Regions from separate parts of the Homo sapiens genome. Here regions 2 and 3 are each linked to region 1. Evidence: chromatin loops called from intact Hi-C (ENCODE). Cell type or tissue: HepG2. All regions are shown on one strand. Links, peaks and the distances in the headings refer to the core of each region. The heading gives the core; the rest is flanking DNA.

The links. Hi-C counts contacts between places; a loop is a spot of excess contacts. Peaks named below come from ENCODE experiments on the same cell type or tissue, not always from the same donor. Only the 100,000 strongest peaks of a DNase experiment are listed, where the experiment ranks them.
Region 2: a loop joins it to region 1, with 12 times the contacts of the local background. A loop is called at or near these places in 2 of 110 quality-filtered maps.
Region 3: a loop joins it to region 1, with 2.2 times the contacts of the local background. A loop is called at or near these places in 2 of 110 quality-filtered maps.

The regions. Positions count from the first base shown.
Region 1 is chr7:12,635,253-12,643,535 of GRCh38, forward strand. It overlaps SCIN (scinderin), which reads left to right. Exons shown (of 16, transcript NM_001112706.3): 10 at 793-883; 11 at 5,095-5,265. Among named protein-coding and RNA genes, the nearest start is that of ARL4A, 48 kb to the right of the region's middle. RefSeq lists a silencer at 5,112-5,406. In HepG2, for the core only: a CTCF peak has its summit at 3,796 (motif pointing right); DNase peaks (open chromatin) are centred at 3,789 and 5,239; H3K4me3 peaks cover 494 bases.
Region 2 is chr7:13,039,701-13,047,983 of GRCh38, forward strand. LOC105375158 (a long non-coding RNA gene) reads left to right here. Exons shown (of 3, transcript XR_927044.3): 2 at 3,766-3,872. Among named protein-coding and RNA genes, the nearest start is that of ARL4A, 360 kb to the left of the region's middle. In HepG2, for the core only: no CTCF peak of the experiment used is centred there; a DNase peak (open chromatin) is centred at 3,111.
Region 3 is chr7:12,939,531-12,947,813 of GRCh38, forward strand. The region is part of intron 1 of LOC105375158 (a long non-coding RNA gene); the gene reads left to right. Among named protein-coding and RNA genes, the nearest start is that of ARL4A, 260 kb to the left of the region's middle. In HepG2, for the core only: no CTCF peak of the experiment used is centred there; DNase peaks (open chromatin) are centred at 2,191 and 3,311; H3K4me3 peaks cover 1,615 bases.

The DNA of each region.
Region 1 (8,283 bases), core at 1,206-6,205:
TTATTATTTTCTTGATTTTTCTGGGTTACAGACGTTTGGTTCATGCTCACCAAATATTCATAGAAAGACAAAATGCTGGCTGGGCGCGGTGGCTCATGCCTGTAATCCTAGCACTTTGGGAGGCCGAGGTGGGCAGATCATGAGGTCAGGAGTTTGAAACCAGCCTGGCCAACATAGTGACACCCCCATCTCTACTAAAAATACAAAAAATTAGCCCGGTGTGGTGGCAGGCGCCTGTAATCCCAGGTACTTGGGAGGCTGAGGCAGGAGAATCGCTTGAAGCCGGGAGGTGGAGGTTGCAGTGAGCCAAGACCACACCATTGCACTCCAGCCCGGGCGACAGTGCAGGACTCCGTCTCAAAAAAAAAAAAAAAAAAAAAAAAAAAAAAAGGCAAGAAAGACAAAATGCCCCTAACATTCAACCTAATAAGTTTGGCTCGTATTTTCATCTCAGATGGATTATTTTTCACTGTAGAGGTGTTTTCTAAAAAGCAGGCAGCTCCAACTTAAAATCAGGTGAACCCAATTACTTAGCTAAATTATGTAAGAAGCAAAAGCTCAATTTCTTTAACATGGAGATAAAAATGCCTACCATATACAGTTCTAGACAACACATAGGACAATTAAATGTTAGATACCTTGACAAAAACAATAGCTTAACAGCTTGTATCATGTTAAAACAGTTCGCTTCTTCTTGATCTTTCATAATAACTTGTCTCTGCTTGCAATGCCTACATGTGACGATCTTAAAACTTAAAGGCAAGCTAATTCGTTTCACTTTCATTCCTCTAGGCAAGGAGCAAATGCCACACGAGATGAGCTGACAACATCTGCGTTCCTGACTGTTCAGTTGGATCGGTCCCTTGGAGGACAGGCTGTGCAGGTTGGGATATTTTTACCCCCAAAACTCACACAAGTTAAAGTCTTGCTAGCTCAATGGATAGCTATAGCTCCCTCCCAAGTTGGGATAGAAATTTGACATTTTCTTGATATGAACTGTGTTTTCATTTTGAAATTCAAATATTCCTACTCTCATTTCAAATTAGTTATCTCAGATTCTGGAAAGGAGGTAGCAAACAAAAACAACAAAAATCTATCAACAGGTGTAAGATTCCAAAAGAATCTTCCCAATAGAATCACACCCTATGTCAATGATAGCCTCTTGACATTAAAACGGTTTTATCTGTATTACTGTTTCCAGCTGTTGTTCAACAGATACAGTAGGCAGAATAATGCCCCCAAGGTGTTCATGTCCTAATCCTCAGGACCTGTGAGTGTGATATGTTACAAAGCAAAGGAGAATTAAGGTCGGAGATGGAGTTATGGTTGTTCATCAGCAGATCTTAAACTAGGGAGATTATCTGGGATTACTGGGTGGGCCTAGCGTAATCACCAGGGTCCTTGTAAGTAAAACAGAAGCCAGACAGAGTCAGAGGGATGCAGCATGGGAAAGACTCAACCAGCGATTGCTAGCTTTGAGGATAGAAGGAACAATTACATATTATGTAGTTGCAAATTGCTAGAACGAGGATATCGAACATTCCCAACACAAAGAAATGATAAATATTTGAGATGATGTTATGCTAGTTACCCTAATTTGATCACTATACATTGTATGTACCCCATGAATATCTACAATTATTATTAATCAATTAAAAAATAAAATTAAAAAAAAAGAAGGTGGAAGAGAGTCCCCAGCAAAGGAATATGGGCAACCTCTAGAAGCCAGAAAAAGCAAGGAATAGATTGATTCCTAGAGCCTCTGGAAAGGACTATAGCCCTGCAATAGCTTGATTTTAGCCCTGTGACTAAATTGTTATTCCAGATTTTAGCCCAGTTACTAAATTAGCCCCATAACTCATTTCAGACTTATGACCTCCAAAACTGTAAGATGATAAATTTGTGTTGTTTTAAGCCACTAAATCATAGTAATTTGTTACAGCAACAATGAGAAATAAATACAACAGTGCAGAACAAGCACAGATTAACAATTCGAATTAATAGGTTAAAAAAAGATGCATTTTCTTACACTCTCAAATCGTAAACATGCGTAAGTTATGTTTTGCACAAGTAAACAGAAATAAATCTTGATAAAATAGCATGGGTCCTTATATTTCCCTTTTAGGTACCAGAATCTTTACTGAAACAAAGTCCAACACCCAAAAGTGAGGGAGGAAGTGGTGGAGAGGGAGAAAGGATGAACAGAAATGGGAGGGACAAAGAGAAAAGACAGGGAGAAAGGGGAAAGAAAAGGGATAGGAGGAGAGGAGAGGGAAGAGAAGAGAGGGAAATCATGGAGGAAGAAATGAGACAAGTAAGGAGGAGAGGAGGGGGAAGAGAAGAGAGGGAAATCATGGAGGAAGAAATGAGACAAGTAAGAAGGAGGAGAGAAGAGGAAGGGCAAGGGAGAGGATAGTGTGAGAGGGAGGAGAGATTGAGAGGGAGGAGAGATGTATTTTTTTACTTGGGTATTTCTGAAATAAAAAATTACTTGTCGAGAATGACTGAATCCAAATTCAAAATGAAAATTTCATGTAATTATAAATGAGTCAACTTTTTAGTATATCTATCTATCTAACTTATCTATCTTAGCTATCTCTATCTAGAGACAGATTAAGATAGAGAAAAAGGGACAGGAAGAGATAATATGCTGTTTTATTTATTATAAAACTTTAAATGTTATACAATATCAGACGATATCAATGTCTAGTTCTAGATCTCCTCACTGTGTCTAAGAGACTGCTGTTTCTAGCCTGGTTCAATCTTCTGTACTCTCCTAAGTTCAACTGCTCCTCCTTTTATATTTATGGTGGAGTATCTGCTACTTGTTTCAGGACGCTTATTAGTTACCATGAAAAAGTTTTTGGGTCTTTGTTTTTTAGATTCCCTTACTGTATAACTGACATACAGACTTCAAGAAGACCCTATTTTCCTCTAGTGTGCCCCAATGTGTCCGTCTGCTTTCTCGTTCATTCTGTGAGAGAGTACTTTCTTGTTCCTTTTTCCTACAGCTAGCTGGAACTATCTCTCTCCCTCTCTCTCATTCCCTGTGTCTTCCTAGCTGGAGCTGCACACACTGCTGCCTGTTTTCTGCCTGCCTGTTGTCTTTGGCCAGTTTCTGAGAAGCCATCTGCTCCCATCTGGTGGGAAAAGCATCTTACAGATTAGAGTTCAAACTGAAAGCAGGTGCTTACTTGGCCAATGCAGTGATGTTTCTGATACAGCAGCATTAAACACTCCCTTTACATGGTTGTGCCTGTTTAACTTCCTCATTCCTGATGTCAAGGGAGCTAAGACTCTATATGGTACAAAAGGGTTTTTCTGTCTTGTTTTCAAATCTTTGTAAGTGTGTAATTGCTTATTTTAATGTAATAATTAAATAGAGAGAGGCAAGTTAGACACTTCAGAACATAAAGTATAAGATGTGAAGGCTGAAGTTGGTCTTCCAGCTGGTCTCCTTTCCATCTTGATACAAGTTAGTAGATACAAAAATCAAGTTAAATCTAAATTTAAAGGCGCATGTTAACTTTTTAAAAATAAGTTAACTTGCTACTTTTAATCAATAAATTAATGAAATGACTGAATTCTTTAAATGCACTCAATTCTATGGAATTTAGTTGATCTTTAAGGTATTACTTACCAAACTATTAAAAAACTATGAAGACATGCATTGTCTTACATATTTCATATTTCATAGTACTATATTTGATGCACTCGATTAATGAGTTACCATGAATTGTTAGCCGGTTGAATCCTAAATTGACAACAAAATGGTAATTTTTAGTTTAATCACTAGATGGCAGTAGCTTACAATAATGCATGAAAAAACTAAAGTATTGCGGTTTTCAACGCTCCTTTGTAGAATATATTAACCATATTGAACATATTTTAATCAGCCTTTTTTCTTTCTTATTCTCCTTTGACAGTAAGGGATGGGCCTTAATCAGTGTTTCTCTTTCTCTCATGTTGGCAATTAAAGTTTTCTCCATGTTATATGAAATGCTAAGCTAACAGTTTTAGGTATTTGTGAGACTATAACTGACAAAACGTTTCCATAATTTGCTGCTCACTTATTTGAATGCCTACTAATTGAAATATATTTATGAAGTCAATTATTTTCAATGCCTTTCGGCCTCCCTATATGCAGGTATGTATATGCATGTAATGAGTACATGCATCAGCATTCCCATTCACCTGGCTTCTAGAAAAAGACAAACCAGGGGAAGTGAGACAGTTCAATTTTAGCACAGGGCAGAACAAATGAAAACAATGGGAGACTGACATGAAATTTGAACTCTTTATGTAAATGCATCAATAGTTTGTGTGAGAAATAGGAAATTCTAATCCAATATTTGGGGCTAATAAATAAAATCAAGAAAATAATTTCCCTTTTTTTTTCAATTTCCTCATCCTGAAAAGTCTTTATATTGTATTTTTTAAAGTTTCTTATATTGAGCATATCTACTATTACATTTCTATAGGTAAGTTAAAAAGTAGAAAACATATTCTGTTTATTTTTGCCCATTTTTAGTGCTTGCATAGCAATCTTTGTGTGTGTGTGTAATTTTTTTATTTTACAAATACAGAGATATAGAAATAATGGGTATGATTTGGGGTCATCTTATGTTGTGAAGCATTTGAATGCACATCTCTTAACCTTCTGAACCAGATCCAAAACACGTGAGATTCTAGTACCTCTGTAAATATCTGTAAGTGTTACTGGTGCCCTTGAAAGAAGAGTGATTTTCACATAAGGTCGCAGACACCAGCACCTTTTCTCTTTCGGAGATGTAGATGAACAGACTTACATCTTCATACTTTTCAAAAACAGAAAGTATTGGAGCATGGTGATGTTTCCCCTGACAAGAAACTACTCATGGACACCGTGCCTGCGATAACAAAAGATTCTCAAGTCAACAGGGAAAATTAATTATCATTAACCTATATGTTCTGTTAATCATCATTCCTCCTGCTCTTGACTTTTTATTTTTTGTTTTATTTTCAAAAAGACAACATAAGAACACATTTGGAACTAAAACCTTCTTTCACAGCACTCTTAATTATATTTCTTTTATTCCCCCTCTCCCCCATCAGATCCGAGTCTCCCAAGGCAAAGAGCCTGTTCACCTACTGAGTTTGTTCAAAGACAAACCGCTCATTATTTACAAGAATGGAACATCAAAGAAAGGAGGTCAGGCACCTGCTCCCCCTACACGCCTCTTTCAAGTCCGGAGAAACCTGGCATCTATCACCAGAATTGTGGAGGTAATGTCATGCATTCCATAAAACATGCCCTAGTTATGGACTTCCCAATGGACCTGAGCCATCAGCAAATATTAGACTTTAAAAACTTGGCAAATAAACTCCCTTCATTCCTATAATTAATCCACTGTTCAAAATTTTAAAAACATTTAAAGCAGGAGAGTTGAGTAAAAAGTAAAACTCCAGATACCAGGCCTTTCGCAATTTTCAATTACATTGAACCCAAACAGATAAATTTTTAAGAATACTGTCACAAATTAGCTGTCAAAAGCGTGAGGCTGCTTAAGCTCCATCTTGAAAGGCCTTAGGTGGATAGATCATGGGTGATGGTCAGGTGACTGATCACACTGGAGACATTTGAGAGGGAAGGCCCTCGTTTGCCCAAGTGTAACAAATATGGGAGGCATGTCCCACCACACTGGACCAGAACCATAACTGAACTGGCCCCATGAGCTGTTTCTGACAGCAGCTGGGATCAAACCCCATGCCATGGTGCCATAAGATAAGAAGACCTCCAGGTATAGACAAGGCCAGCCTGCCCAGGTTTTTAAATGGCTAAGTGCTTTCACCTTAGGACAATCCTGTCACCCCAGTCACCATTGAAATCCAGGTCTTCCACATCACCCTTACGCTGCCTGGCATGCTCTGCATATCAAGCCTGGAGCTGTCCCTCAAACTTGCCCTCCATACAAGTCAATCAGCAGACCCCTTAAACTTGGGTTGGTCATCTCATCCCTCCACCTGCAACTTCTTCTCTAAGCCTCCCTCTCCCTGCACCTGATTTCTCTACGACTGTCCTCTGAGGACAGATTCCCTGGCAGCCCTCTCAAGTGGAACTTGTGTTTTCCCAAGACCCACTCACCATGGCCTCAGGGATGGGGCTGGACAAGTTCCCTCCCTGCTCACCCTTACCTCTTTGATTTTATCTTGCCTCTCTCTTTTATATCAGACTTTCCGTCCTCTAGACCTCTTGTGCTTTCATAGACTGAACTGCCAGTCCTCCTCTTCTTTGATGACTTCAGCCATTATCTCACTATTTCCATCTCTCCGGCTTCTCTCTTCCAGCAGTCTTTTCCTTGACCGCATTTCATCTCACACTCACATGGTCCTATACTAAATTTTGCCATTTGCAATAACTATAGCTCCTCAGAAATCTGTTTCAGTCATCTAATCTCTGACAACTCTCTCCTGTCCTTTGGCTCCTTTACTCCAGAATGCACATTCTGGCAATTCTCCAGGCCTATAGCTGAATCCATGAACCCGCTGCCTCCTTCACACCCCATGCTTCATGTCCTCCTTTCTCCCCAGATCCCCAGCACCCCCTTCTCTCTACTGATAACTTTGATTCAGAGTTCACAGAGAAGATAAATCAGGCATAAATCTCCTTATCTACTCCCCTGCAACTTTATCAATTTGTCTGCATCTGTGTATATATTCTCTTTCCCTCCTCTTTTATGAAATAAATATCAAATTTTTATTTATTTTTTAAGTTAATATTTTATATTAGGAATTTCCATATGATGAAGTGTCTTGTAAGTGAATATTATATACTATATGTATTATATATATACTATTATCCATAAATTAGCAATAAATAATATATTTGTGTACAGTGATATATCAATAAATAATTTATTAAATGTTTATTACATAGACTATTGCTCCTATCTAAGGCCCAATTCCTCCCCCACCCATCTGGCCACCAACTTCTGTCCGGATCCTTCCCTCTTTTGCTTTCCTAAGGAATCTCCTGGATTTCTGTCTTTCCCGTGCATTTATTCCATTTCTATTTCATCATGATTGCAGGCAGTAATCTCCTTTCATTCTGTATTATCAATTTATTTTTCTATCTGGAATCATTCACTTTGAACTACAAAGATGGCTGTAACAGAAACCTCCTGTCATTTCTTTAAAAACTGTGTCTTGACCTTGACCATGACCTTCTCCAGCTACTGCATCATTTCTCTGTCCTTCTTAAGAGCACATATCATTGAAAGGTTTGTCTTGAGTGTTTTCACTCACTCACCATCTCTACTTTTTAAAGCCAGTTCTCTCTAAAGCCACCTCAATCAGGTATCCATCCCACTAGTCCACTGAAATGGTTTTTATCTAGTTTGCCAGTGACCTGCCACATGCCACAAACAAAGGTCACTTTTCTGATCTCATTTTTCTCAACCTCCCACTAGCATTTGCCAGTCAGCCTTTCCAGTTTTATTGAGCAATTCTTTTTTCACTAGGTGAATGTATCCCCACACTTACAATGGTTTCTTCCTAATCTATCGGCCACTCCTCTCGGGCTAGTTTGCTGCGTTTTCCTCTTCTGTTTGACCTCTAAGTTCTTGAGCGCTCCAAGTCTCGGCCTTGGCCCCTTCACTGTGGTCTCATTCAGTCATATGGTTTAAATGCTACCATATGTATTGATCTCATCCAGAACCTTCTGTGCACGGATTCTTCTGTGTTTAATTATGACTATTTTTTTGACATTTAAAAACTATCAAAATGACATTTAAGCATACATTATCTACGGGCATTCTCAGTTGATTTCAGATGGGAAAGTCAACCAAAATGCACCATTGTTACATTCTGATCTCTTCCCCAGTGGACATTCCTTTGTGAGACCTCATCAGCTGCTTTCTGTGCATCTCTTTATTTTCTTGCAGCCTCTCAAACCAGCTTTCACATTCCCAACCTCTCTGAAATGCACCAGTCAAGATCATTTTACAGGTCTTTCTGTCTTCATCTCCCGGCAGGCTAAGGCTTTATAAAGATTCTGTTTTAGATCTCATTTCCTGATCTCACACCAGTCTGGGCACAGGTCTCTTGTCAGCTTCTATCCATCATCCGGGCTCTTTCCTCTGTACCCATAATGAGATGTTTGTATTAGAAATTGGAAGCCCTGGAAGCCAGACTTGGTTCCTGTAATTCTCCATAATCACATCTGATAGATTCCTTTGAGCTTGTTCTGTGAGGCCTCATTCCTGCTGGGAGAGGACTTTAACTATTTTCCTGAATGTTCCCAAT
Region 2 (8,283 bases), core at 1,222-6,221, 400 kb after region 1:
GAATTTAGAACTGACCTGGGAAAATGGGGAATCCAAGATTGACTGAGATTAGATTTTTACCACTCCAGTAGTGGATATGGGTTTAAGAACTAAAATAATTTTATAAAATTAAGTTTTATTTCTTACACAACTGAGAAATAAATTGAGAGCCAGATCCACTACATGGTGATTATAATTTGAAGTAATGATGATGCACAATTGGTGTATTTCATGTCTCTGTTTTATTCTTTGACCAGTACTATTTTCTAAAATGATTACAGATTCATTAAAAGAAAAGAAATTAAATTTGAGATACTGAACTCTCCTCTTAAATGATGTTTAGATAAAAATGCTTCATTTCATATCTACCTTTGCTGATAATGTGTCCTTTCATTCACCTAATCTGTGAGCCTGTCTGCTACTCACATCTGATATATTGTTTAGAATGAAAACAAAATAAGTCTAATGGAACAATACCACTCTTGCCTGCTATCTTAGCATTTGCCCAAGTTGCAGTGGTTTCATTTGTAGAAGGAAAATAAAGCAAACATCAGCTTGTCTGTGCCACATGAAATAATTTTAACCTGTGAGATTTTATGTAAGATTACTTTAACCTGTGAGAATTTATGGAGAACATGTGTCTGTGTTTTGACCTAGACAACCATAGTTCTGGTTGTCTAGGTTAAAGCCAAATTCACATCAACATATCTTTCATTTACTGCAAGATTTCAAGATAAGAGATGAAAAAAAGAATTTGGACTCTCTCTTTGTTGACATGCAAATCAAAATGAGATATTCAGCAACCACAAAAATAGATAGAAAACAACAATACAGCAAACCAATTCTAGAAGGAGACAAAGTATCAAACTAAAAGTTAATATAGAAATAATTAAGGCAGCCAGGTGTGGTGGCTCACGCCTGTAATCCCAGCACTTTGGGAGGCTGAGGTGGGCAGATCACCTGAGGTCGGGAGTTCGAGACCAGTCTGACCAACATGGAGAAACCCCGTCTCTACTACAAGTACAAAATTAGCTGGGCGTGGTGGCACGTGCCTGTAATCCCAGCTACTTGGGAGGCTGAGGCAGGAGAATCACTTGAACCCGGGAGGCGGAGGTTGTGGTGAGCTGAGGTAGCGCCAGTGCACTCCAGCCTGGGCAACAAGAGCAAAACTCTGTTTCAAAAAAATAAATAAATAAATAAAAATAAAAGAAAAGAAATAATTAAGGCAAAACTGACATTTCTTTATTAATATAACACTGCGCAATAAGTTTAAATTGATTTCATAGCAAGGGGTGTTATTAAGTTAGTCTTACAACAAACTAGAGAGAAAAATCAATTGTATCATCAAAAGTTATTTTGAAATTTTAGAATTCAAAATAGAGGGCAAAGAAAACAATACAAAAGCAAAATGAAATAAAAAACATTGCAACTCAGATTTTCACATTCTTTAGGTGTTAGCATCTGACATAGAAAAGTTTTTTTTACAAGTATTGTGATGAAAAATTTAATTCACCTATATGTTGGCTTATTTTAATTCATTTAATTGCAGTCAAGACACAGTTAGGTCCACATACTACATAGTGATAAAACAAGGGAAGTTTGTTTGTGGCAAATCTCTTATTATGTAACTTTTATATATTACGTGGCCAGAAATTCTCACCTTGATCCTCACTATTTTTTTGTTTCAGTAAAATATTTTTTAAAAAAAAAAGTCATGAAAAACTTTATGTAGTGTTTAATACGTTAAGACATATGATTTTTAAAAACTTTGTAATCAATATTGGTCACTATTGTCTGTCTCTGCCACATGCCACATCTCTCCTTAACCTATTTATAGCCTTCAGATTTCTGTTTTTAGTTCGTGATGGTTGTCATTGTCACTGTATGTGTGTGTGTGTCTGTGTGCGTGTGTGTGTCTGTGTGTGTGCATGTGTGTGTAGTCTCATTTTGTTATTATGTCCTCTGCCACTTTCTTTGTAAATGCAAAGAGGGATAAAAATTAAGCTTAATATGAAGCAAGTACTTGGCACCTGCTTTCAAAGAACTGTGAATCATAAATGGAAGACGGTTCATTCGGCTACCTCATAACTGTATTTAAGACCAGCCTGCCGGGTGCGGTGGCTTATGCCTGTAATCCCAGCACTTTGTGAGGCCGAGGTGGGCGGATCACTAGGTCAGGAGTTCAGGATGAGCCTGGCCAGCCTGGTGAAACCCCATCTCTACTAAAAATAGAAAAAATTAGCCTGGCATGGTGACGTGCGCCTGTAGTCCCAGCTACTCAGGAGGCGGAGGTGAGAGAATCGCTTGAACCCGGCAGTGGGAGGTTGCAGTGAGCCGAGATCGCGCCACTGCACTCCAGCCTGGGCGACAGAGCGAGACTCTGTCTCACAAAAAAACCCAGCCTGTGGATTATTTTAAATGTTACACTTTTCTATCCTGGATTCTCTGTTTGTTTATTGTTTATATGTTCTGTTTGTCCATCGAATTTTCCTATTTCTTGAATCGTTGTCAGCATATTATCCTTTACTCATTTTAACGTAGTTTTTCTTAATTTTTGAAATGTATTTGTAATAGCTACTTTGTAACTATTTTGTAGCAATCTTTGCTTAATCCAACATAGGGTCCACTCAAAATCACTTTCTATTGACTAATTTATTCCATATGCTTTTCAAATATGCATTTCCACATCACTCCTAAGTTTCTGGTCAAAGCTGGACAATTTTATGTGATATACTATAGTAAGACTGGATTTTGATTGCTTTTTCTAAAGGTTTTTGGATATTATTTTATTTTGTGATTTTGTTTGTGCCTGTACTTAAACTGTGGGATCTGTCTTGCCATGGTATTCAGCTATTTATATCTCTTTACAATATTTTTCTTCTTTTTTAATTCCTGATTTCCAGGGGTCATTTCCTTGTAGGCACTGCTATGTGATTAACCAATGGTTTGGGCAGAACTTACAGTCAAATGCCTCAAACCTATGAGGCTTCTATTTGACAATGTAATTGTGTATAGGTAAAAGAAAAACATTCAAAATTCAAGCAACTTTAAAGTCTGTTTCAGCTTTTACTTTCTGCCAGGCCCTTGGATCTCTCCTGCAAATATGTGTAATTTCTGAGTCAGCCAGGAATGTGTGCTTACCTACTCTTTCTATGGCTTTCTTATTTACAGGGTGTCCCTGTTACATTTCTGGATCATGCATTGCTTGTCCCAATTGGGACAGTAACCTCATGGTTGCAGAGATACAGGTTTTACTATTTGTTTCCTACTGAACTTGTTACTTTCACTGACAACACTACTAGACATTTGGTTTTACACTCTGCTCACAGTTGGATTATACCTTCTGCCTGTGCTGTATGCTGCCCAGCAAGGATGGGACTGTAGATTCCCATTGTTATTAGCCAGAGATCTAGCAGCTTTGTATGTGTAAACACTTCTCAATGTGTGCTTTCCCATTGGTCAAATGCTAGAGCCCTGAAATTGATATTACATTTTTTCCCAGGTTTTCACTAGTTTTGGGGGAGAGGATTCCCTTACTTATACTAATGTTACTAAAATTGTTGTTCCATTCTTTTATTTTTTTTTAAGAACCTCTGATTCAGAAATAATTTGAGATTTACAGGGCAGTTGCAAAGACAGCACAGACAGTTCTTGTGTATTTCTCACATTTCTTCCCCTGTGTAACATCTCATATAACCACAGAATTTAAAAATTAACATTTGTAGGATTTTTAGACTCTATTTGGATTTCAACAGTTTTCCCATTGGTTTCCATTTTCTGTTGCAGGATTGAATTCACAGGTCCATGTTGTATTTCGTTGTCATGTCTCCTTGGTTGGCAATATATGAACGTATCTCAGTCGTGGAAGACATTGACACTTTTGAAGAGTACAGGTCAGGTATTTTGCAGAATGTACCTTAACTGGGGTTTTCTTATGATTAGACTCGGGTTGTGGAATTTGGGGAAGAATATCACAGAGGCCAGGTGCCCTTCTCATCACATAGTATAGGGGTACATGATATCAACATGACTTATGACTGGTGACGTTCACCTTGATCTTTTGATTGTAAGGCAGTGTCTGTCAGGTTTCTCTACCGTAAGCTTTACAGTTTTTCCCTCTCCATACTTAGTTCATTAGAAGTAGGTTACTAAGTTCAGCCCACAGTTAATGGAGAGAGAATTATGCTATATCACCTGGAAGGAGGAAGGAATATCAAAGTTTAAAGTTGTGTCAAAACCACGTGGTAATGAATAAATGATTTAAGGGAGGTATTTGAGACTCTTCTGTAAATATCTATTTCTTCTTAAAGTTTTATTCACTAATTTTTAGCATTAATCAGTGAATCTTCACTGCAATAATTATTACTGTGGTATTTAATGGTGATTTAAAACAAATTTACTAATTCTATATTTATTATTTGGATTTTTCTGTAGGCATTATTTTCTATTATTTTTGAAACCAGTTTTTCTGCCTCATTTATTTCAAAACATAATTCCTCAGATTCACCATGAATTGTACAACACTGTGGCTTTAAACATACGTGCCATGGGAATAGTCTGGAATACCTTTCTCCTGTCTTGTTATCAAACACGTTTTACTGCAAGAATCAATGAAATGCTCTTACTAACGTCTGAAGTCTTGACTTACAATTTTTACCATCTTTAGGAAAATGATTATACTATGGATTTGTGTCTTCAAAAAAGATATATTGAAATTCCCAGTATTTCAGAATGATACCTTATTTGTAAATGAGGTCATTGCACATATAATTAGTTAAGATGAGGTCATACTCGGGTAGGGTGGTTCTGTTATCCAACAGGACTGGTATTTTTATGAGAAAAAGACACAGAGACACACAAGGGGAGAGCTCCATGTGACAACAGAGGCAGAGATGGGAGCTGCAAGCCAAGGAACACCGATTGCCAGAAACCATAAGGAGCTAGGAAGAGACAAGGGAGATTTTTCCCCTGCAAGTTTCATAGGGAGCACAGTCCTGCTGATACCTTGATTTTGGACTTCTAGTCTTCAGAACTGTGAGACAATAAATTTCTGTAATTTTAAATCACCCGGTTTGTGTTACTTTGTTACAGCAGCCCTGTGAATCTACTACAATTTACAAAACAACACAGTTTAGACCAAAATGTGAAATATTAAGTTAAACTTGTCACAGCCTCAGAATGTGTAACTCTAAAATTAAAATTGGTTGAATGCCCTTTTTAAATTTTAGAAACTCAGAGAAACGCTGGCTTTTTCTTTGGCATAGAATTTTATTTAAAAGATTAGTCCCCAAGTTCGGAAAATTTGTAGTATATTTATGTGATGTCAATGAGAACACATATCATTTTAAGAGATATGTAGATGTTGACATCATTGTAAAGAATGAATTTAACTGGAAAGTGAAAAAGTTAATCAGTATGCCTTTGAAAACAGAAAGATCATAGGAATTAGCTTGTTTTAATATTTACATATTTTTGAAACTAGGGAAAGACAAAAAATTATAGAGTGCATGGTTTGAAAGATGGATTTAGAAATTATCCTATTACTAATTAAAATTACTAATTATTAAGTAATTATATTACTAAATTACACATTGTTTAATGTAACTAACATTCATTAATTATCCAATATGTGCCAGGCACGGTGCAAGGTGCTGGAAATATAAATATCCACAAAATAAATTCATTTTCTTTATTTAATAATTAAAAAGCAACTCAAAGAGAGGAAAGGCAGAATAACAACAAAGTCATTCATGTTTACCCTCATGTGATTGTTGAATTACTGTATACTCTTTATTTCAGCTGACATTAAAAAATTGCATTTTATGGAAACTCATGAAAGTTTATGTGCATAAGGGAAATTAAGAAAATAAGAATGATTTGTGATTAAATAATGGCTTAGATTTATTTCAGATTAGATCATTCAGATGTCAGTAACGGTATTTAAGTACACTATATGCAATGGTGTGAAAATACGTAAGGTAAAAAGTTTCCGATTAATGCAAAATTTATTCAGACTACATAGGAGGAAGCATGACAGGAAAGAGAATATACGCCATGGAGAAAAATGATGCAGGGAGGGAAGAGAGAGGGTGACCAAGACTGGACGAAATTAAAGTTCGTGAGGCAGGAGCATGTTTACTCTTTTAGAGGAATTGCAAGGAGGCCAGTGAAGCTAAAACAGAGTAATAGGCAAGAATGAAACATGTCGATTAAGTCAGTGAATGGCTGGATTATGCAGGACCTTATTGACCATTATAAGGATGTTTGCTTTATTCTGAGACACAGAAAAATCACTGAAAAAATTTGAGGAGAAAAAATGATCTCATAATCATAGAAGTGATGATACGTGTAAACACTACAAAGAGACTGCTTTTCTGCAGGCATTAAGGCCAGGGAGAGAAACCCAGGAAGAAGTGAGCATTAGTTGTAACTCTGTGTAAGTGACTTTGTTTTCTTCTTTGGTATGTTTAAAACCTTTCATGAAGTGCACTTTTTTCCCTGTTGCTAAATCACAGAGTTGGGCTCTGCTACCCTGAGACTATGTTTAAACTTGATTATAAGACACTGGTAGATAATGACGGCTGTAATAACATCCTATCACCATTAAACATAAAAGCTGATGATAATTACCAGCCCATCTTGACATATGTTATATCATTTTCTGAAAAACGTGTTTTTGTTGCTTGCTGCTTCAGGAAAGTAAACATATTAGACTTTGGACGTCATCACCAGGGTGTTATTTTTGGATAGTTTTAAATATGTTATGCTCTATGATTGGTAAAGAAACTGCATTATATTCTATGTGTAAATAAGTATAATCTAGAAAATACTTTTTAGAAATGGCTAAACTTGACCGTGTCAATTTCTGTCTTGTTTCTAGCATGTGAAACATCTAAACCACCAGTAGTGATCTAACATATAAAATAAGACATTGAGCCTAATGATTTTTTGTTACAATTTCAAATGTGTCATTTTCATTGCTATATCACATTGTACAGTGAACAATAGTGGTAGAATTTCAGATGTTTATGAATACATGTAAAAGATGGCTCATGGAAATCAGAATGAAAATAGGTTATGATGCAGGACTCTTGTAGGCTCAGAGACAAACAAAACACCTCCAAACTCAAAAAAAATCCACACATTTTTGACCACTCGCAAGTAAATTTTCTTTGCCAAGACACATAGGGAAGAATGAGTAAACAGAAGATGAGGAATTATTTCAAATAGTAAGCTCTTAGGTTCTTAGTCATTGGATGCATGAAAAGCAATTAGAACTCTTAGATATACAGAACCCAGGCTATAAATGTAAAATATTCCTCCTATCTTGATCCTTTACCCATGTCAGATATCATGAAAATACCAACATTATTTTCTTCATAGTTAGAAATAGCCTCAAAACCTTTCTTACAGATTACAGTGACGTAGGATTGAAACTTTTTGTTATCCTTGAGCTAGGGCTCTATTTCTCAACACCGACACTATAGACAATGTGAACCAGATAATTCTTTGTTTTACACGGCTGTGCTGTGCATTGTGGGGTATTTAACAGCATCTCTGGCCACCACCCACTAGAGGCCAGTAGCAACTACTCTGTTTATCCCTACCCCCAAGTCGTGACAAAGAAAATGTCCCCAGACAATATTGCCATTGTTTGACAACCACTTCCCTAAAGATAGATATACCTAGTAAATAAAGGACTTTAAGATAAAGCATAGAAGAAAATTCTTAAACTTAGCTTGCTATGGTATTAGAAATGCCATCATCACCTTCTCTGTGGCTATTCTTCCCTCTAGCATGTTCAGCATGGTAACTTCTGGCTCTCACCCTGGTTTTTAAAATTTCATGTCCAGGCATCATCTGTCTCACAGCTTTTGCCTAGGAGATCCTGATGAGGTACTGAAAAGATATTTGGATATTAAAAACAATTGTCACTTTAACGTCAGTCTCAGGCTGATGTTATTTACTTATTTAATGAGTGAGTTTCTGCATTGGGTGATGGTATATAATTTTATATAGATCCTCATGTATGTTTATTTGTTTATACATATACACATATAAAATCTATCTGTATGAATAGACCTATATAAATAAATAGTTTTTTTTTTTGTTGACTGACTTGATTCTTAATTTAACTCTCGTATGTAGTTTTTAATTGTGATGTTTTGTGAAAGAAAAATTCAATGGATGGTAACAGTATTTGTCTTAGAATATGCTGAAAGCCAAATGAAAGGGAGAGAGTGAAGTCTCTGTAAGTAATATTGCATTTTGTTTTGCCATTTCCCTCTGTTTAGGAGCATCTAT
Region 3 (8,283 bases), core at 1,222-6,221, 300 kb after region 1:
CCCAGTTAAGCTACTCGGGGGTCAGGGACCAACTTCAGGAGACAGTCTGTCCTTTCTCAGTTCTCAAACTCCGTGCTTTGAGAACCACTGGTCTCTTCAACGCTGTCACACAGGGACATTTAAGTCTGCAGAAGTTTCCGCTGCCTTTTGTTCAGCTATGCCCTGCCCTCAGAGATGGAGTCTACAGAGGCAGGCAGGCCTCATTAGCTGCGGTGGACTCCACCCAATTCGACCTTCCCGGCCACTTTGTTTACCTACTCAAGCCTCAGCAATGGCGGACACCCCTCCCTCAGCCTCACTGCCGCCTCGCAGTTAGATTTCAGACTGCTGTGCTACCAGTGACCAAGGCTCCATGGGCGTGGGACCCGCCAAGCCATGCACGGGATATAATCTCCTGGTGTGCCGTTTGCTAAGACTGTTGGAAAAGCGCAGTATTAGGGGGGGAATGTCACAATTTTCCAGGTACTGTCTGTTATGGCTTCCCTTGGCTAGGAAAGGGCATTCCCTGACTCCCTGTGCTTCCCAGGTGAGGTGATGCCCTGCCCTGCTTCAGCTCACACTCTGTGGGCTGCACCCACTGTCCAACCAGTCCAATGAACCCGGTACCTCAGTTGGAAAAGCAGAAATCACCCATCTTCTGTGTTGCTAACGCTGGGAGCTATAGACTGGAGCTGTTCCTTTTTGGCCATCTTGGAACGAAAATGGCCATTATCTTCAATTAGGGTGAGTATTACTCATAATTTTCTTCTTTCTGTCTCTATTCTGTTACTTACAGGTACTATTGAATCTTTATTCTAGGTATCTGGCTAGGTCCAACCCAATGCACAGCCCTAGCTGAGTGTCTGTTTTCTTCATCTGGACCAATGCAACCACTTTATCACTCACAAGCCAGTAGTCTTGCTCTTCTGATCCAATCTCTTCATCGCAAATCTTTCTCTAATGAGAATTTGAGTATTTAATTTCTTTACTTAAAACCCTAAAACTCTCATGATGGAACCTAACTCTTTAACATGGTTTAGAAGCCTCTCAACATTTCTTTCTCCTTCTGACTCTTCATTCCTTACTCCTCAGTTATCTGGCTAAGTCTGGGCCATCACTGAAGGCTTTGGTCATTTGCATTTTTCCGCAAGATCTGTGAGGATAGAAATTGTGCTTGTACTCTGTTCATCAGTCTATCCCAGGTGCCTGGCACTAGGTAGATGCTCAGTAAATATTTGCTAAATGAATATAAGAGTGATCTGGCACAGCTGCATTTCTAGTCATTTCTGTTGCCTGTATCCCCTCAACTTAAACTTTATGTTCCAGTTATATTGAATTTATTTTCAGTTTTCTGAAGTCATGCCCTCTCTTGTCTTTAGTCCTTTACACATGCTTTTCCCCTACCAGGAGGAACTCTGCCTACGTGCTTTTATAATATAGTTTTTTATTCCAGCACTTATCAAACTGTTTGGAAAGTTCTAATGCACAAGTCTTTATTTTCCCTGGGCATGTTCTCCATGAACATGAGAACTACATTTTTCCTTGTTTAATCTCCAGCATCTAGCAGAGTACTAATCTGTGTTATGTGCCTAATATACATTTCTGAGTGCAATAAATGAAAGAGTGAGGAAACAAATGAATACACGGAAGAAATGCATATAAGATTAAAAAATATGTTAAGGTTATCTACGATATGATGAAAATGATGATATATTTACATAGGAGAAAAGTCTGAAAAGTTTCTAAAATGTCAGCATGACCAGGTGAGTGATGAGACTGGGGTGATTTATTCTCCTACCTATATTTCTAAGTTTCTTTAATGTACATTATTAATTTTATAATATTTCAAAATATTTGGAAAACTGAAGAAAAGCACAATATAAATATAACTGGTGAATGCACCAATATCATTAAATATGTTGATGCTCTTAATGAATAGACATATTTATAATTGCCTTTACAATTTCTGTTAAATGAGAGAACATCTGGGAGTTACCTGAAAAAAAAAAAACAAAACAAAAAAACAAAAAAAAACAAGGTAGGAAATCAAACTCTGCATACGTAGATTTCAATTTTATTTTCTTTTTCTGCTAGGTATATGAGTTTGAGATTATATCTGTCCTTCACTTGTGTGAACAGGCAGAGTTAGACAACAAAAAGCCTCCTTGTCAAACAGAAAGGTATAAACACACTAGATTGCACAAGCAGAACCTGACTTCCTTTCAGGCTGATCCATGTACTTAATGAAGGACACGTGAAAACTCAGCCGGGAACTCGACAAGTCTGTACAGTTCATCCTATGTGAAACTGACTTAAATATCTTTGTACGATTCGAAGAGTTATTTGCCTGTGGGCTCTTCTAAGAACGATTTGAAAATACGAGTTATCTACTCATGTACAATCCACCAAAATCTTGACATCTTGAGATATCCCCGTTTATTCCTGTAGGGATATTCCAGAAGCCAGAATGACTTTATCTGCTTAAGAACATGGATAATATCAATGAGACAAAAAGAGCCAGATAAAGGTTTTCAGGTTTTATACAGCATGCCTCCTTCTCAAGATACTTAAATATTTTAGAAAATATGTTTATAAATATGTCAACTAGGATATGAGTTCTTATCCAATTTGATTCAAAACAGACAGATTTATATGAAATTTTCACTCTCTTGTTCTCTTAGGGTTTTATAATTCAGTGCCAATTATTGGCTGGGATCCAAATCTTTCTCTCTGCCTATATCATGTACTAGACTAGTTGGTTAAGCATATACAAACATAAAATACCCCTCTCTTTTAAAAGTGAGCATCCAGCCACACTTTTATAACTGTTACACACGTTAATAACCATTTGTTAATAAACACTAAGTGGTTTTTGACAAAAAAGCTATTTTTAACCACTTTAAATATTTTGAAATGAACTACTTCTCCAATGGAGGAATGTAGAAGTTTAAGTGAACTTAGAAAGGAATGTGGCATTTTAAACAGGTACATTCCTTCTTTCGTGATTTAGGTGGCCTTTAGATAGAATGTAGGTCACAGTAAGAAAAAACACTGCCTTTTTACTTAAACAATAATTAAGTTCTAGCCTTCCTCGTAACTTGACCTTGCACAAGTCACTTAATGCAGAGTCTGCTGTGTTCACCTTTAAGATGGGACAGTGACATCTGTTTTTCTCACTTTACAGGATGAGTGCAAGGATAAGTGAATTATTGTAGGCGAAAGTGCTTGGCAAGTAGTTAAGCCCTATAAAAATTTCAAGGCAGACATGATGTTAGCTATGTCAACAATAGCTTGTTTGGATTTCTTCAGCTGGATTTTTTGCTTTGCCAGCTTGTTTTGGCTCAGGCAATAATTAACCTAGACCTTAACGAGAGAGTTGGACTTGGAATAAAGACCACAAAACAGATAAGCAGATATGTATTCCAAGTCTTCAGTGGTCAGAAATAGCTGCCACCTGGGTAGTTCCAGGACATTTATTACCCTATCTTGGACTTGGCTGGAAATAGGTTACCTTAGATTCCCATCCACCCACTGTCTTTGTGGGGGATAGCGTGAAGAATTCTATATGTGCCTATATACTAGATACCAAGCAGCCTTATAAAAATGGCTTGGGGTTTTACATTTGACATATATGCCATATATATGTATGTCATATATATCATGTATATGATATATAGTTTGTCTCTGTTCCCACCTAAATATCATTTCAAATTGTAATCTCCACATGTCAAAAGAGGGACCTGTAATACCCACATGTGGAACTGGGGAAGTAATTGGATTATAGGGGTGGTTTTTCCCATGCTGTTCTTGTGATAGTGAGAGAATTCTCATGAGATCTGATGGTCTTATAAGTGGCAGTTTTTCCTGCACCCTCACACTCTCTTATCTCTCATCTGCCACCATGTAAGATGTGCTTTTGCTTTTCCTCTCCTTCCACCATGATTGTAAGTTTCCTGAGGCCTCTCCGGCCATACAGAGCTGTGAGTAAATTAAGCCTTCTTCCTTTACAAATTATCTAGTCTTGGGTATTTCTTTATAGCAGTGTGAGAATGAACTAACACAGCATATCTATCTATCTCCTGAACCTTACATTCCATTAGATATTGACATTCCACTAGATAAATATGATAGATGTTATACCTGTTTTATCACTAAGGAAATCCAGACAGTAGAAAAGTGACTGCTCTAAGACACCAAGTCAGTTGTTTATTTTTGTTGTAGATGATCTTGGGTAAAATGGAGGGAGGATTAGACTTCAAATGCCTAAATTAAAATAAATTTTCTTATTTCACACTGTATTACAGCTTTGTGATTTTGCAATATTTTCACACATTTTTTACTGTGCTGTCCCCTTTACCTGTCTTATCTAACTCCCTTCCTTACCAAATACCTCTTTTCCAGCAGCAGGAACATTACCTTCTCAGAGAAACATTCCCACCTGTGGTTAGGCCTCCTACCTGCACTCATCCTTCGAATGAAATAAAGCCTTGATCATATACCATTGTTTGTTGGTTTGCTTCTGACTCACCCACTGCTCTGTGAAAGCCTTGATCATTCATAGAACAAAATGCATAGTGCATAAATAAATGAAGTTTCCATGTTACGAGTAACAATGTAGATTTGGTTCTTAAGACCTAGCTATAGTTTCTGCTAAATTACCAACACTGGTTAGCTCTTCTTTTCCCAACATTTGTGGATATTCCCAAATTTTTACATACTCACTGTTGTCTTCAGTAATAATCTTAATATAAGCAGGAGGGGTTTTCAAGGAGTTTTAGCCTGATTATCTATATTTTACCTTTACCTTTGTCATTTAGACTAGCTCCCGAATTATGATTGGACAGGGTTTTTTTCTGTCTGTATTCTTGAGGTTCAATCCCCAACTTCAATATTGCACCCAGATTTTTACTTCTGTATGCCTGTGCCAGAATCTTGGTTGGCATGCCAATTTCCTCTCACCGTATTCTCTCTGATAAACTTTTTTTTTTTTTTTTTTGTTTTGAGACAGAGTCTCGTTCTGTCACCCAGGCTGGAGGGCAGTGGCGCGATCTCGGCTCACTGCCAGCTCCGCCTCCTGGGTTCATGCCATTCTCCTGCCTCAGCCTCCCGAGTAGCTGGGACTACAGGTGCCCGCCACCACGCCTGGCTAATTTTTTGTATTTTTAGTAGAGATAGGATTTCACCGTGTTAGCCAGGATGGTCTCAATCTCCTGACCTTGTGATCCACCTGCCTCGGCCTCCCAAAGTGCTGAGATTACAGATGTGAGCCACGGCGCCCAACCAAACTTTTTTTTAATATTCTAAAATTCTTCCAGGAATTTCCCCACTTTTGTATAATATTTTTTTCCTCTCACTCAAGCCTAGTGGTCATGGGCTTTGCTTTCTAAGAAAATATTTTCCTAATGCTGATTGTGTCTCTTCCTTTAGGCATTTTAAAATCTAATCTATGCGTGGATTCTCTGTCATCAATTTTATATTGACTAATTTGTATTGAACTTCTTGAATGCCTTCCCTTCTATTCCACACGTTACCTTTTTGCCTAGACTATCTTTGGTCAGTGAATGAAAATAACCACACTGATCTTTAGAGCCAAAACTCAAGATTCATCTTCCCAGGAATGTTTCACAATTCACACACTGACTTTTAAGTGTATCCTTTGTCCACAGGACTTTATTTATTCCGCCTAGATCCTTGGACTTGGCCTGGCAAGTTTAGCTTACTTCTAAATTCTCTTCACCCCAGCCATAACACATTCATATACAGCAGTACATCCACTTATGGAGCATGCATAGAACCAATAGCCTACTTATAACAATGGGAGGGAAATAATATAAAAATGTAGGAAAATTTTCTTCCAGAGAATCTCCTTCATTTTTAAGTATATCTGAGATCAAATAATTAATCCCATCAAATAGTCTCATCTGTGTGATTAGCAAAATTCATAAAAATAATACTTCATTGGACAATTTAGGTTAGTCATATGTAAATTGATCTTTCAATTATTCAAATAGTGTAAATGTACTATGAAATAATTTTTAGAGGGCAGTTTAATAGTTTGACTTACTAGATTCAGGAAAATAAATTGTTGATATGACATTAAAATACATATCTAAAATAATTATTTGGTATTAAGTGTATTCTGTACCTACATCAGTGAAGAAAGTGAATTCACATAATCTTTTCAATCACAAAGATACATTTTTACACATGTAAATACCCCTTTTGAGTCATCGTAGAGAAATAAAATGTATTTTTTGTGGTTAACTTAAATTTATATTTCTATTTTAGGAACTTGTTTAATTCTATAAACTTCTATAATTTTTCTTATCTAAGGCTAAAATGTTTTCTGGGTAGTTCACAATTCTGATATAAAAACTGGAGATTTATTCTCAACAACTATCATAATTTTTTTTTGATAATCCAATTTAATGGTATAAGTTTGGAAAGACTTATTTTATATATCATGTACTTCAAATGGTCTTTGTGGTCATCCTCTTTCACAAGAATATTTTCTATTGCCAAGAGAAATGTAATAAAAGTAAACATAATATGCAAAATAATGTGCCTGCTTTGCCACTGGATTCATGGCAAGAAGCCAGTTAGTATTTACTGTGTTTTTCTTCTTATGGGTAGATAAAATCTGAAGCCACGTAAGTAAGATAATGCAAAAATTATACGTTTATTTACTCCTAGTGTGGTTCTTTAATTTGTTTTTAAAATTCCTTTGGAAGACCAGTATCCTTGGGAAAGTTAAAACTCAGGAGTGGTGAATTCTATAAAGAAGCAATTGTGTAGGTATCCCTAAATAATTTCATGTTTCTCACAAAAAAATTAGCCAGGGGGGCACCTGTAATCCCAGCTACTCAGGAGGCTGAGGCAGGAAAATCGCTTGAACCAGGGAGGTGGGTGTTGCAGGGAATTGAGATCGCACCATTGCACTCCAGGCTGGGCGACAAGAATGAGACTCAGTCTCAAAATAGTGATAATAATAATAATAATAATTTCATGTTTCTGTAAGATTCTCCAATCATTTACCAGTTAGAGCATTTAAGGATTATTTTAAATTTAAGAAGTCTTAATATATTTTAGCTTTATCTTAGTTGAATAATTTTCATTGCCTTTTTATTTTCTTGCAGGGTACAGATTTTTTTTTTTTTTTTTTTTTTTTTTTTTTTTTTTGAGACGGAGTCTCCCTCTGTCACCCAGGCTGGAGTGCAGTGGCGCGGTCTCTGCTTACTGCAACCTCCGCCTCCCAGGTTCATGCCATTCTCCTGCCTCAGCCTCCCGAGTAGCTGAGACTGCAGGCGCCTGCCACCATGCCTGGCTAATTTTTTTAAATTTTTTTAGTAGAGACGGGGTTTCACTGTGTTAGCCAGGATGGTCTCGATCTCCTGACCTTGTGATCCGCCTCGGCCTCCCAAAGTGCTGGGATTACAGGTGTGAGTCACTGTGCCCGGCCTCTTGCAGGGTACAGATATTTAAAATATTAACTTATTTTAATCTGTCAGTGATGTCTTTATACAGTTTTTTCTTTTGCTGACAAAATAATAATTTGTTTCCAGATATGATAAACAGCCTGTAAATTTCTCTGACCTTCAAAATTTTTCTTGAACTTTTAACTCTACCTGGGGTGTATTTGGTTTGATTTTCAAGATACATTTCCAAGTTTTCTTTCCGAATTGCTATTTAGTTACTCTGTTTCCATTAGTTATTATCTTTAAAATAATCCTTTTAATTCTCTTGTTTTACAAACATAGGGATGTTATTAGAGTTTATATTTCTGGAAATTAAACATGACATACATACTCAATAATAAATAATGTACATGTAAGTATGTATTGTACTACTAATCCAAAATCCTGTTTAAGGAAATTTTGAAGTGACAGGTACATTCATCTTTAATCTCTCTACCCTGCCACTATCCTTTAGAAGTTAATTATCCTCTTATTTTTAAAATAATTTTGTCAATATTTTTCAGTTTTGCAATTTTTTTAGAAATTTACATAAATACAGTAGTAATATGTGTTATGTTGTCATACGTTTTTTACACATTATTTTTATAAGAGTCTTCTATGTGATAAGGAAAGTTGTAGTTCACTAATTTTCAGTGTTCTTTAAAATTGTATTGCATGAATGATACCAAAATATGCTTACTCATTTCCATGTCTATGGACATTAGCTTTGTTTTCAGGATTTTGCATTCGTATAATGCTGCTATGAATGTTATCCCTCCAATAACGTTTTTAGACATGTGGAACTCTTTCTTGGCTTTTCGTTTGTTCACATATCCATATTTTTATGTTA